2 separate regions of the Homo sapiens genome follow, and region 1 is linked to region 2. The links are chromatin loops, found by intact Hi-C in ENCODE. Cell type or tissue: endothelial cell of umbilical vein. All regions are shown on one strand.

Evidence for each region. A loop is a pair of places that touch in the nucleus more often than their neighbours do. Peaks named below come from ENCODE experiments on the same cell type or tissue, not always from the same donor. Only the 100,000 strongest peaks of a DNase experiment are listed, where the experiment ranks them.
Region 1: a loop joins it to region 2, with 13 times the contacts of the local background. A loop is called at or near these places in 2 of 110 quality-filtered maps.

Annotation. Positions count from the first base shown.
Region 1 is chr4:65,380,742-65,388,741 of GRCh38, reverse strand. All of the region lies in intron 8 of EPHA5 (EPH receptor A5), which reads left to right. Among named protein-coding and RNA genes, the nearest start is that of LINC02835, 140 kb to the right of the region's middle. In endothelial cell of umbilical vein, no CTCF peak of the experiment used is centred here; a DNase peak (open chromatin) is centred at 4,931; H3K27ac peaks cover 1,347 bases.
Region 2 is chr4:65,503,821-65,511,820 of GRCh38, reverse strand. All of the region lies in intron 3 of EPHA5 (EPH receptor A5), which reads left to right. Among named protein-coding and RNA genes, the nearest start is that of EPHA5-AS1, 160 kb to the left of the region's middle. In endothelial cell of umbilical vein, no CTCF peak of the experiment used is centred here; a DNase peak (open chromatin) is centred at 3,470; H3K27ac peaks cover 2,412 bases.

The sequences.
Region 1 (8,000 bases), 120 kb after region 2:
TTCGCAACCTACTCATCTGACAAAGGGCTAATATCCAGAATCTACAATGAACTCCAACAAATTTACAAGAAAAAAACAACCCCATCAAAAAGTGGGCAAAGGATATGAACAGACCCTTCTCAAAAGAAGACATTTATGCAGCCAAAAGACACATGAAAAAATACTCATCATCACTGGCCATCAGAGAAATGCAAATCAAAACCTCAATGAGATACCATCTCACAACAGTTAGAATGGCAATCATTAAAAAGTCAGGAAACAACAGGTGCTGGAGAGGATGTGGAGAAATAGGAACACTTTTACACTGTTGGTGGGACTGTAAACTAGTTCAACCATTGTGGAAGTCAGTGTGGCGATTCCTCAGGGATCTAGCAGTAGAAATACCATTTGACCCAGCCATCCCATTACTGGGTATATACCCAAAGGATTATAAAACATGCTGCTATAAAGACACATGCACACGTATGTTTATTGTGGCACTATTCACAATAGCAAAGACTTGGAACCAACCCAAATGTCCAACAATGATAGACTGGATTAAGAAAATGTGGCACATATACACCATGGAATACTATGCAGCCATAAAAAATGATGAGTTCATGTCCTTTGTAGGGACATGGATGAAATTGGAAATCATCATTCTCAGCAAACTATCACAAGGACAAAAAACCAAACACCTCATGCTCTCACTCATAGATGGGAATTGAACAATGAGAACACATGGACACAGGAAGGGGAACATCACACTCTGGGAACTGTTGTGGGGTGGGGGGAGGGGGGAGGGATAGCATTAGGAGATATACCTAATGCTAAATGACAAGTTAATGGGTGCAGCACACCAGCATGGCTCATGTATACATATGTAACTAACCTGCACATTGTGCACATGTACCCTAAATCTTAAAGTATAATAAAAAAAAAGAATGAGACATACAAAAAAAATGAATTTAGATGGACAAATATGTAATAAACCAGTATTCTACATTTGTATGACTTCCATGCTTTTTGTAATACATGGGAACCTCTTAATGATTTGTTGTGTTGTTGATATCTAACTTTTCCTGACTCAGCCCTGTTCTACCTGTTCCAAACGTACATACTGTAGTCTTTTGGATTTACCTCTTCTCTAGTAATTTGGGAAGTAGTGGGCCAGGGTAAGGCTTTTTTTTAAGGCTTAATGATGTATTATTAATCATTTCAAACCTGTGCTAGTGTATACTGTTGCTTTTCAGCCCCAATAGGGAAAAAGCTACTTTTAAATATAAGTAGATGTGCATTTTACCACCCTGTATCTTTCTGCCTAAGCCTTGGGGCTTCTAAATCTTCATCCAATAAATTGAAATGAGAAGGAACTTCTGTATATCTCAAATATCTGAATGGAGCTTGTACAGTTTAGCCCATTTGTTCCTATCAGTTTCCAAAGCCATGGTGACTGGATCCTGCTCCAGTGTATCCAAGCCTTTGGACAGCGCCCCCAGCTCCAAGGAGGACTCTGAAATAACCCAGCTTGGAAGTCTATTAGGGGATCATCTCAGTATAAACCAAATGTCCTAAGGTGAAAATCACTATCAATCCTGCTTCCACTTACCGCCCAACCCCCGCCCCCACTGCATTGTGTCTCCATAGACTCCAAGTGCTCAGATTGCACCTGCACCACTTTAGCTATTTTCCAACATATTCTTAGAGGTTAGATTAATGGCCACGTCCTTAGATGAATGCCCTGATTTGCTGACATTACCAAGACGTCTTGCTTCTTCACTTTCCTATAAGTTTCAGCCTTTTTTTTTTATATTGCAGGTTACAAATTTGGCAGAGTTAAGTCAATTGCCCTAATTTCTCACTAAGCTGCTATTTTTATTTAGGTAGGCATTTCTTAATTCTTATTTTAAATTACAAAGAACATAAAAGACAAAATTCAGAAAGAAAGTTAATCATACCACCAGAAGCAAACAGTATTAATATTTTGCCATATATATTTAAGATGTCTTTTGTACAGTTGAATTTTTAATTGGTAGTTTTGTTTTCTGTTTTTTTTACTTAACATAACAATATAAAATTTATATGAGCAATTAAAAATATTTTAAAAGCAAAAATTTAGTGTCTGTTAGGTATGCTAATGTTTGATCTTTGTCATGAATGTTTTGCTCTCTCTGTGTGTGTATAACTGTTATTGTTTGAGAGAAAGATTTTGTGTGCCTCTGTGTGTGCATGTTTTGTATCTTACTATTTCTGTCATTAATGTCCTTAGAACACATTCATAAAATTCAAAGTAAGGGTCAATGCATATGAATATTTTTAAGATTGTTTATACATATTGACAAATGGCCCTTCTGAACTACTGTACAATTAGCATTCCCCTCAATGGTACATGATATTGGTAGTTCACAACCTAGAACATCGTTGCTTATTTAATAGGAGAAAAATAGCTGTGCATTTATAATTAAATTTATTTTTATTTTTAGATTTAATGAGATCATTCACTTATAAGCAAAAAGTACAGTCATTAGCTGTTTTAACATCTGTTTTGTAAATTGCATGAACAGGCTCTTTACCCATTAAAACTAGTGGGATTGTAGCACTTCACAGAACAGAGCTATATTATTGAAAGTGTCAACTTTTGTGTTTTAGTAATGTTTATTTTGCACGGGATATAAAAAAATCTTTAAAATGTTAATTTTGTGTACGTGGGGATTTAAATTGATATTTTCCAAAGACTTATGTGAGTACTCAGCAGTGGTTTTCACTCTCCTCCAAAAATCTTATAGGTTTCTACATGTAGCATGTACTAAATAAGCAGCTACACGGGTATTATTTTGTCTATGTTGGCTCTGGGCTATGAAAGCCGTTCTATTAATCTGTCTGATTTTTATCAGTATTATACAAATATAAATATTATAATATTAAAATATTTTTCAATGTTTGGTCAGGTAAATTCCTGTTGGAGATCATATATAGTCACAATTACGAATATTTTATAAAGGTACATTTTTGTGAATATAATCACACACATACATTTATACACAATTCAATGTATAAAGCAATTGTAACCATAATTAATCACTGTTATGTATACAATGTATTAAATATTTCACATTTATCACCAGCACAATATTTAATTTTAAATAATTATGGCAACTATTATAATATGTGATTTTAATGCTACTGATCAATACTAATAAAAAACAGAATGTAGTTGCATGGAATTTGAATAGTGTGATATGAAAATGTGACATTTAGCTTCCTCTTAAGTCATTCTAGAGTATGTTCAATTATCATAATATGTTTATCACAAAATACACACATTCCTTGAGTTTTGGTAATTTCAGTATATTGCCGCAATTACTTTTATTATTTGAGAGAGACATAATTAAATGGAAAGCTTAGTCTTTCTGATTTTTCCACCTTAAAAGTTTCATGCTGATAGATGTGATTCAATTTTAGAAAAATACTAGACAGACATAATGGAGGGAGCTAAACAATGTACATATTTGACTTGTTTCTTTTACTTATTTTCTTCTTTTTTTGAACCCACTCATATTTTTAATTGATGTTATTTTTTCATTAAATGAGTATTTAAAACAGTACTTTCAAAGCTGTGTTTATAAACGTTATTTATTTGAGCTGACGAAAACAGCATCACTTATTTGCAACTTTATTTGCTTTCAAATTTTCTCTCCTTTTCTCAAAATAATTTAAAACCTAAAATAGCTGAGCACAAATAGGTTCATCATGATAATCCTACGTTCTTTTCTAAGAGGCCCCCGAGACAGACGTGTTTCAGCTGTGAAATGACTGGGGGAGGAAGAGCTCAGTGGAAGAAGCTTAGCAAATTTAGGCTCCTAGAAATGGAGGTAATTGATGTTTGCTCAGTGTAGGCATCGTTCTGCAGGAGTAAGAAACATGATTCAGTATGTTGTATATCAACACTATTATTATGCTGGAACAGAAATAAGATGGTCGTTGATTGCAAAGATGAATCCATATATTTTCCCTTTATTGAACTAGTAAAGATTATCTCTTCTGTGGAAATAAGCTGAAATCACCCAGCTGAGAACAAACACAGAGTATTTTTTCCACAGCTTACTACAGAAGAGGATCAGCCAACATCACATGCATTTGGTAGAAACCCAAAGGCAGACAGGATAGGGTAATAATGGGGACAAAGAGAAGGCTTCAGTTAGGCCCAGATTTGGAGGTTGTTGGCATATTGAAGCTGGAAATGGGCTACCTAAAATCAGAGCATCCTAGGTGATTTGGCTTCCTTTGTTTGATCCTGAATTGGAAATAGGGACCAAAAATTAGGGAAGTTTGCAGTTATTAGGTTCTAACCATTTGGTCTGATTGCTACAAAGGTTATGGTTTGACTTCTTGGACCAGTTGCTATAGATTGTGAGTATTTGGAACAAATTGAGAAGAAATCAGTGTGAGAATAGAAGATAAAATTATCTCTGCTTAAATGAACACAGAAATATTGATAGAGGAGTGGTAGATTTGAACTACACCTTGAGGGTGAAGATAAATTTTACCAGAGATGGTCGGGAGAGTATGATGGAAAAAGGCGCATGGGTATGAGTGCATATGGCATGCCCAGTTTCCTGTGACTCCTTAGCCCAGACTATTTGGCCTTCCACAGCCTCTCCTGTGTCCCTGCACAACCTCATCTTCTATTCCTTCCTGACTCATTAATGGCAGGAACTTTCTCGTATACAAACCGATTTTTGAAAAATAAGGAAGTTAATTTTTACATGCACATCATACACATGCAAGATTTTCTTTTTAAAAAAATTATATTTTTCCAGAATATGATAGTGTTTAATATTGTTTAGTTTTTATTGTGGCTCCAAATGGGAATATGGCTTACGTGATTCATATCATATATATTTTTTATGTTATGAATCACTGAGAAGGCATTCAAAAATTTTAAAACCACACCTTCCTTCCTACTTCCCCCAACCCCTTTTCTTACTTTTAAACAAATATTAGAAGAAGAGATGTCCAAGTGTCTGAGTCACTGATTTATAATAAGTTGGTAGGAAGATACCATTACTCCTTCAGACTGGCAGATATTATGACCAGGGCATTATTGAAGTCTTCTAAAATAGGATATGCGCTCTAGAGTGAGCTCAATAAAATCCATCATCCCAAAATATCAGAGGGAACTCCACAATAGTCATAGTTCCATGCTGGGTTTTTTTCCCTATAATGTTCTTGCCAAAGATAAAAATAGTGTTTCTTAATATTTCTTTTCTTGCTTTGTTTTTACTGGTAGCAGTGAAAGTGATAATGGTGGTAGCAGTGGTGATTGTGATTTTGTTCTTCAAGAAATACAGGAAAGATTTTTAGGAGTGAACATAACTCTTTCTAACCTGTTATTGTTGCCACTAATATCATGTCCAGGCCTTTCATAATTATTGGAAATATTAATTGGGAGAGCAAAGGAGAAACCACATCTGACTTTAATTTTCTTAATGGAATTGGACCTGATTAATGTATATGTGTGTGTGTGTGTGTGTGTGTGTGTATATCATATATGCATCATGATGTATATATGATACATATATACCATATATATGATATATATACATCATTATTGAAGTCTTCTTCATATCATATATCTGATATATATGTTTTTAATACTTTTTATGCATAAGATTTTTACATATAAAATTTGTACATAATTTACATATATATAATGTATATATAAATTATATGTTTAATTATATATAATCTCTCTCTATATATACATACTTACCAAAGAACATATTATTTATAAGCACCTCCAGGCACTTTTGAAGTTTCTGCTTACATGCAGGCCATTAATATGCTAATTACAAGCCTTTCCCTTGTATTCATTAAGTAAATTCCCAAAGAACTATTATAATACACATCAGTTCAATACAATACGTGTTTATTGAGTATCTCTTGGATCAGTGTTTCTCAACCTGGAGAAAATTTAGAATCAACTTACAGATTTTGAAAAATAATGATGTTTGAGTTCCACAATCAAGATGTTCTGATTTAATTATTGTAAAGTAAGGCCTGGACTTTTGTTTTTAAGCTTCCTTGTTGATTCTAATGTGTAGCCAGGTTTGGAACCACTGTGTTACACATGAGTAGAGAACTGTTGTTATGTAATTTCTTCACTATTAAAGAATAGCATATAGATTCTCAGTAAATGTTTACTAATAATGAGAATGACTGTATCTTCTACCGCAGCAAAAAGTTTATGAAAGATGGTTAATATTTGATAAAATTTATTTTGAGTTCAAATATATATTGGAATAAGCAAATTGTATCTAACACGTTTAATAACATTTGCTAATTGAATCAATTCCTTTACCTGTGGCATTCGTGGAGGAAGAACTTAATGTTTTATAATGATCTCTGGCCCATTAGAGTAATGAAACAAAGTAAAAACAGAGAGTCATTATTGAAGTATAGCTTGAAAAAAAATAATTGAAGTGTTTTCTAAATATGTCTCACCTCAAGTTTTTTTCTGCTTTCATTTAGTTTGATATTTCTAGGTCCTAATAGTTTTTTTTAGAGTAAGAAATAAGGAGAGTGTCTGATTACAGTGTTAATGTGAATTAGTTTTTGTTTGTTTGTGTTTTTGACTTTTTCCTTAAGATGAATGGCCGCACAGGAGACACTTAGATTTGTACAATTTGGGGGATTTTTCAAAGAAATTCATGTTAAGTGCATAATTTATTTAAGGTGCACCTCAGTCATTTATATGATTTAATCTCTATTTAAAACTTGCATTTAAATAATGTGGTAGAGTTTGGGTCATCAAGTATTTTTAAGGTGTTGATATTTTAATGTTGAAGGTGCTTGCCTCTTTGATTCCTAGTGAGGGCTCTCTTACCACCTTGCAGAAGGTTGCCTTCTTGCTGTGTCTTTATATGGAGGGAAGGGACAAGGGAATTCCCTCAAACCTGTTTGATAGAAAACTGACCTCATTCAAGAGGGCTGGGCACTTATGATCTTATCAGCTTCCAAATACCCTACCTCCTAAAATCATCACTTTTGAGGTCAAGACTTCAACATACAAATTTGGCGGAAACACATTTAGTACTATGCAGTTTTGCATCCTGAAATATTTTAAGGAATGTATAAAACTATTAACATTGTAGTGTTAATTACAAGTGAACAATTTATTCAGTGTTATTTGGTTAATATTAGCTATGTGTTTAAATTCTTTTTAATCACTTAAAAACTCATGGCCTTTAATGAAATATATTGCAATAAGTATCATTACTGGATTTGTTTAATTTTTTTTGAAATTATAAAGTACAACTTTTAAAAAATGAAACCAGGGTGAACTAAAAATTTTTCCATAATGCAATGAATGTAACATTTCAGCACAATGTCTCTTACACATTTGACATATGCCTATGCCATCATTTTACTTTTCTTCACACCGATTTTTACCTAATTTTTAAAAATTTAATATTATACCATATTTACATTAATTGCTTCATAGACTCCACATATATACTTTGGTTTACTGAACAAATATTTTATCATTTAGTTGCTTTAAAAGCTATGCTCAGCCTTATGTATATTACAAATAATATACATTATAATAATATAGCTCACTCTTTGCCCTAAGACTGTCTTAATATAGTAATATCACTTAAAAACTTTCTAAGTGCTGACTGTGAGCCCCAAACAGTGCAGAGAGCTTGACATATATGATCAAACTCATTCTTCAAAGCAACCCTGTGTGGTGCAGGTTTTATTATCTCATTTCATCAGTGACTAGATTATCCAAAGCTATGCATCTAGTAATGGATATATTCAAGACTGCTTCTAGTTTGACTACAAACCCCATGATCTAACCATTTTGTGAAACAATAGGGCCAAAGCATGAGAACATTTTATTGCCTTTTGATAGGTTTAGAATTTTGTTTTCTAAAGGATTGGTGCCACTTTTCAGTGTCACTTGCCACACATAAGAACACTAGCTCCATTCTGTTTTCTCTAGCCCTGAATATCAT
Region 2 (8,000 bases):
ACAAATAAGTTTTAGCCTAGCAGGCATTGCTTAAAAACCAAAGTATTAGTCTGAGATATTAAAAGATGTTCTATGAAATTAAAATAACTGATTGCCTAAAAAATGTCGTTTAAATTACCCACAGGGTGAGCTAAGATTTACAAAACTTTTCTTAGAGCATTTGAAATTGTTACCTCTTTCTATGATTATAAGTTTTATAGAATTGGGGTTATAGAGTAAACACATATTAAAGGATTCAGAGTGTCAAATTCAAATATACATACATATATACACATATGCACTGTATTTTACAGTATAAGGTAAAATCTTCTTAAGTTAATGTTTACAAAATATATTTGATGTAGTCCCATTGATGAAATCTTACCATTACTATACATATATTTTGAAGATAAAAAAACTCATCATCACAACTAGTCATCACACACAGATAATCTTTCATTTATTTTTTAAACACTACAGATCAGTTAGTCCACGCCTAGAAAGTGTTCTTAACATATTATTGAAAGTTCAAGGACCTCTTATAAAGATAATTTTTTAAAGACATAACTTAGTTGATACCATACCAAACAGACACCCTACTTACCACATCTCCACCCTGTACTTTGTTGAGTAATGTAACATTAGTCAGCTTGGGTTGCCATAACCACAGGCTGGGTGGCTTAAGCAGCAGAAATTTATTTCTCACAGTTCTGAGTCTAGAAAGTCCAAGACCAAGGTGCCAGTCATTCATTTCTTGGTGTGGGCTCTCTTCCTGGCTTGCAGGCAGCTGCTTTCTCACTGTGTCCTCACCTGGCCATTCTTCAGTGATACAGGTGGAGAGACAGAGAGAGAGAGATTGATTGATTGATTGAGGGCTCATCCTCTTCTTATAAGGCACAAGAGCCCACTCTCATGACCTAATGTGATCATATTTACCTCCCTAAGGACCCATCTTCAAATGCCACCAAGTTGGGAGATACAGCTTTTTGGAATTACCTATACTTGAGCATCATATACAAGTCTAGCATGTTTGTGGACTATGTCAGGCACATGCCAGTGCCTCAACAGTTATTTTCAGTTCTACAGTGATTGTGAGATATCAATTTTGGATTGAAGTGGACAGACACCAAGGCAGCTAAAACTCAATGACCATTGCCAAATCAATCATAGTAACCATCCTAATGTTTTAAAACGGCTATTGAGTGCTTAGTTTCTGCTGCCAGCAGTTATACTCACACACATACACATTCTGATTAAAACCTTTCAGAAATTCCACAAAAGAGGTGCTATTTTATGATAAGGAAATGTCAAGGGTCATATAGAAACAGTGTAAACTTATTAACACTGAATTCAAGTCTATGTGACCTCAAAGTTCACAACCAAAAGAGAAGATACTGTGTGATTACATGGACTGGAAGAGCTAGGAACAGGCATATGGAGAATATAGTAATTAAGAAAAACTAGTAAATTAAAGTCTTGCTAACAGAAGTATGTATCCACCGAGCGTAGTGGCTCATGCCTGTAATCCCAGCACTTTGGGAGGCCGAGGTGGGCTGATCACCTGAGGTTGGGAGTTCGAGACCAGCCTGACCAAAATGAAGAAACCCTGTCTCTACTAAAAAAAAAAAAAAAACACAAAATTAGCCAGACGTAGTGGCATATGCCTGTAATACCAGCTACTCGGGAGGCTGAGGCAGGAGAATCACTTGAACTCGGGAGGCAGAGGTTGCAGTGGGGGGAGATCTCGCCATTGCACTCCAACCTGGGCAACAAGAGTGAAACTCCATCTCGAAAAAAAAAAAAAAAAAAAGAAGTATGTATCATCTGAAATTGCATAGAATAGACTTGAAATGTCGTCCACAATGGTTAGAACATTTGTAAGAAGGCTTAGCTGTGTTACCAGATCCACCTGTCCTGAACTCTCAGATTTTTCACTTAGTGCTTTTAAGAATTTAGGCATATTGTCTAGCATTGTACTTATAAAATCGAAATTTACTATTCACTTCATCTGATGATTATGCTAATGAAATGATCTGATTATGCTAATGAAATGATCTGAATCAGTGTAGAATTTTACTCACTGAATGACCCTAGTGAACATGCTGAATAAATGTTAGTTTGCTTTATTAATGTGGCTACTGGTATTACTGCTTTGTCATAGGGTCGCAAAAGTGTGAATGTTCTGATAAATAGTGGCAGATTAGTAATCATAAAATAACAATGGAAAAGGAATATGCTTTACAATATAGTCTAATATGGGTTAAGATATAACCGTAAAGTTTAAGTTCTCATCTTACAAAATCAGGACACTGTTTTCTAACCATCCCTATAATCAGTCTTTTAGAGTTATTGTTTTCCTGGCTTCCTTTTTCTTCCCTCTCTGGCTTCTGCAAAAAAGCCAAGACCCATTCGGGTTTTGAAATTGATATCCCCAGATAGCTAGGACACAAATATAGACTCTGGGAGGGATTGAATATTTCTGTAGTAATAATTGTATCAAACAGGTCGAACAGTTAACTAAATGTAGATAAATAATATATAATACTATGAAATATATTTGAGAGTTTACCTGGTTGAAACTTTTAGAAATAAGATATGTTGTTAAAGGACAGTCTTTGCCAAGTTATTTTGAGCGTGAATTTTCTATTCTGTAAGTAAAGAAGTATGTCTCTAAATGTTGACACCTGAAATTGTTTAATTTAAGACCCAGTAGGACACTTGCACACTGAAAATTAATGGCAAATCAATGACTGCTTTTACCAAATGAACTTCATTAGCCAGTTGGTTTTGCTAATTTAAAGATTTTCAATTCAAAAGAGGAATATTTTATAGATTTGCACTGAACATTTGCAAAATGGCTTGATTCATTTTAATTCTCAGCATACAGTTTGAAGAAAAGTAGTTTAAAGCAACTGTATGCCCAATGCGTTCTCTATATTTCCTGTACTATATTTATATTCATAGATACAGATATGCTACTCCAAGAAGACTTTCTCACAATCAGGGATAGTTTTTTTTAACACTTCTTTTTGTTTTTAAGTCAAATTACAGTGTGAAAACCTTTATCTATATCTAGCTATCTATGCTTTTAAAAAAAACTGCATTGTCAATGTTTTGATTAAATTATACACAACCTGGGCAATGATTATCTAACTTAACTGGGGAATAAGTTTCTTTTTGTTGTAATTGTTGCTTGATTTTAAAGGAAAGAATGTAATCGTGAATGCTTTTTATACTACATGTAATGGTTTTATTCTTTATTCCAAAATAGCACATAGTTAATTGTACTTTTTTATTTTATGAAAGGGAATATAATTTGTCAGATACATAGGATTTTCTTCTGAGTTAATGAACTATGATACAATGCCCAATAGTACAAGGAGAGATATTCATGACTGAAAACATTACTTCTATCTTAGCAATCAAGGCCAAGACCTTGCATATCCTTTTATAACAATGTGTTGGTTGCTTTTGTCCCTAAATGGAAGTTTTATTGCGTTAACCACAACATACTCACTCAATGATTCATAGCTGGACTTATTTTATGACCGTATAGACATGAATTAATCAAAGCAGATCTCACTACTTGAGTCTAAAATAATGTATACTTCAAATCAAATACACAGGCCATTAAGCTTTTCTTTCAATTACAGAATAAATCATCCAGCTTATATTTAAACTGTGCACCCTACCTATCAAGGCAATAAACATTCATGTTAACACAAATATTGCTCACAAAAGCCCATGTACTAAGGAAAAACTAAAAGCTGAAATAAGGTTATTTCATGAGTATTTAGTTCATATTTTTCATCATATTTATATGAAACAAAGTAAAAGAGCCTAAGGGTCATGATATTGAATCAACTTGTACACAAAAATTATGCTTGCCTATATTGAGAAAAAACTATGAGTGGGGAATTTGGGTATCTATTAATTTAGAGAAAATAATATATGTTGTATTATCATAAGCAAATACTAATATTTTTGTCATGGTTTCAAGTGAGATACCATTCATCCACAGATTTCTCTTTTTAAAAACATTCCCGATTGTATATCTATAAAACCCCATCATCTCAGCCAAAATCTCCTTAAGCTGATAAGCAACTTCAGCAGTCTCAGGATACAAAATCAATGTGCATAAATCACAAGCATTCTTATACACGAATAACAGACAAATAGGGAGGAAAATCATGAGTGAACTCCCATTCACAATTGCTTCAAGGATAATAAAATACCTAGGAATCCAACTTACAAGGGATGTGAAGGACCTCTTCAAGGAGAACTACAAACCACTGCTCAATGAAATAAAAGAGGTTACAAACAAATGGAAGAACATTCCATGCTCATGGGTAGGAAGCATCAATATCGTGAAAATGGCCATACTGCCCAAGGTAATTTATAGATTCAATGCCATCCCCATTAAGCTACCAATGGCTTTCTTCACAGAATTGGAAAAAACTACTTTAAAGTTCATATGGAACCAAAAAAGAGCCTGCATTGCCAAGACAATCCTAAGCCAAAAGAACAAAGCTGGAGGCATCACACTACCTGACTTCAAACTATACTACAAGGCTACAGTAACCAAAACAGCATGGTACTGGTACCAAAACAGAGATATAGACCAATGGAACAGAACAGAGCCCTCAGAAATAATGCCACATATCTACAACTATCTGACCTTTGACAAACCTGACAAAACCAAGCAATGGGGAAAGGATTCCCTATTTAATAAATGGTGCTGGGAAAACTGACTAGCCATATGCAGAAAGCTGAAACTGGATCCCTTCCTTACACCTTATAAAAAAATTAATTCAAGATGGATTAAAGACTTAAATGTTAGACCTAAAACCATAGAAACCCTAGAAGAAAACCTAGGCAATACCGTTCAGGACATAGGCATGGGCAAGGACTTCATGTCTAAAACACCAAACACCAAAAGCAATGGCAACAAAAGCCAAAATTGACAAATGGGATCTAATTAAACTAAAGAGCTTCTGCACAGCAGACAGAGTGAACAGGCAACCTACAGAATGGGAGAAAATTTTTGCATCTACTCATCTGACAAAGGGCTAATATCCAGAATCGACAATGAACTCAAACAAATTTACAAGAAAAAAACAAACAACTCCATCAACAAGCGGGCGAAGGATATGAACAGACACTTCTCAAAAGAAGACATTTATGCAGCCAAAAGAAGACATTTATGCAGCCAAAAGACACATGACAAAATGCTTATCATCACTGGCCATCAGAGAAATGCAAATCAAAACCACAATGAGATACCATCTCACATCAGTTAGAATGGCGATCATTAAAAAGTCAGGAAACAACAGGTGCTGGAGAGGATGCGGAGAAATAGGAACACTTTTACACTGTTGGTGGGACTGTAAACTGCTTCAACCATTGTGGAAGACAGTGTGGCGATTCCTCAGGGATCTAGAACTAGAAATACCATTTGACCCAGCCATCCCATTACTGGGTATATACCCAAAGGATTATAAATCATTCTGCAATAAAGACACATGCACACGTATGTTTATTGTGGCACTATTCACAACAGCAAAGACTGGGAACCAACCCAAATGTCCAACAATGATAGACTGGATTAAGAAAATGTGGCACATATACACCATGGAATACTATGCAGCCATAAAAAAGGATGAGTTCATGTCCTTTGTAGGGAATGGATGAAGCTGGAAACCATCATTCTCAGCAAACTATTGCAAGGACAAAAGACCAAGCACCACATGTTCTCACTCATAGGTGGGAATTGTACAATGACAACACATGGACACAGGAAGGGGAGCATCACACACTGGGGCCTGTTATGGGGTGGGCAGAGCAGGGAGGGATAGCATTCGGAGATATACCTAATGTTAAATGACGAGTCAATGGGTGTAGCACACCAACATGGCACATGTATACATATGTAACAAACCTGCACGTTGTGCACATGTACCCTAAAACTTAAAGTAGAATAAAAGAAAATAAATAAATAAAAGGAAAAGTTCACAAAAAAATTCCCTTGGTTAAATCACTCTCAAAAACATAGTTTTCTGGCTTTTCCCTAAACTTAAAAAATAATTACAAATGCTAGTTTTGCTTGAGAAGATGGAAAAGAGGTATAAATTCGGGCTTGCCAATTAACCCATGAAAATATGTTGAAAAATTTGCAAGGCACGGAGCTAAATTTAGGTGCTCTAAAAACTTAACGTGAGAGTGCATTTTCTCAATATTTTGTGAAGAAACCATCCCTTGACATTTTTGGCTTTATGCTTTCTCTAATTGAAGGCATGGTAAAATAAGGTGCTAGAAGCTTTATCACTTAAAATTTAAAAGTCATTTAATTTAATTTAATTCAATTTTCTGCTTTTCTAAAGTACAAATTCACAAGAAACTGGATTTATTAAACTCATTTGACAGTGGATGCTTCTTGTTTTTATGAAGAATTTAAGTTGTTAAATCTGTTCAAAAGTGCCATTTGTTCATAAGACCAAAATGACACAATAAAACAAGCATTAATAGTATGTTTGTGTCAAGATGAACTCTCATTCAGATAGATATCTTTTTTCTATGAAGTAGAAGAAATAAAAGTTTAAGAGTAGAGAAGGCATAATGCTTAATTCAAACGTAGCTTATTCTAACTTTTCCTAGTCTTTTAGTGTGTTCTTTCCAAGTCTGTTCATTTTGACAGCAGAAATACTTCTTTCCAATTCTCAAATCTTTATCTAATTAAAATTTGTGATGAAGTGGGAAATATGTAACCAAATACTTAAAATGTTTTGCACATAGACAAGCTTACATTTTTATATATACCCTTATACACACTATTATTGAAGTACTCTTATTTCTTAACTAATTCACATTTATTTGTTTGGGATAGAAGAACTGCTTAGCATCTTAAGTAAAATAAAAACGTAAATTTATCTAAAAGAACTTAGTGCTATAGAGGAATCAATGATCAAGGGGAAATCAACTCTGCTTTGAAAGATACCTGAATTATATTATTTATGATAAGTATTTATATTATACAAATTGTTCCTAGAAACCTTTGAAGAATGGCTGAAATCATGTGGCTTTTATTTCAGTGGAGGTTCAATTAGATAAACAAAAAGTAATATTGTGATTTACGATAGTCTGCAGTCAAAAAGCCATGTGTCAGTTCATTCTAGGCCAAAATGAGCTTCATGTTTAGCTACTATATGTCAAGCACATCCGCATTGTCGAGATGGAGACATACACCATCACATCACTACAGAATGTCTTTCCATAAATATTTTTCCATACCCTTGGCATTTAGACTTGTAAAACTGAAATTAGTTCAGCTTAACTATTTTATCTTAGGAGGCTACATTATTTGTCAGTGAATAGTTTAGAAATGTATAACAATCAAATCAATGTACTTCACTTGAGCATGACAAACTTTCTGTCCTAGATTATTTGGTGAATTTGTTCTATCTATATATATATATATATTTTTCAATATATTTTAAAATTTTCTAACTTTGCTGGTAATGGAGTATAGAAGTTGTTATTTTAAAAATAAAACAGGGAGTGACATCTGGTACATAATAAATTTTTACCAAATTTAAAAGTATTTTGCCATTTTTGGAATACTAAATGAGGTAATAATCTCTTTCTCTGAATTATGGGAAGGAAATTAGTATTATAATTAATCATTGATACTATGTGATAAAACACTTCTATAAAATATATAGATGTAACAATATAAAAATGTGAAATTGATAATCCTAATCAATTTCTAATACTTTACACAGCTTTATTTTATTTATGATTTTATTTATATGTACACACACTACCATTTATATTACATATATACACATTACAACATATACATATACCTGTTACTGATGGTCCACAATTTGGTTAAATATATGTGTGTGTGTGTGTGTGTGTGTGTGTGTGTGTGTGTATCACACACATGAATGCTATTAAAATTGTCTTGAATGACTTTTTAAAAATGTGTATGTTAATATTAAACACCATTAAGCAATTAGTGT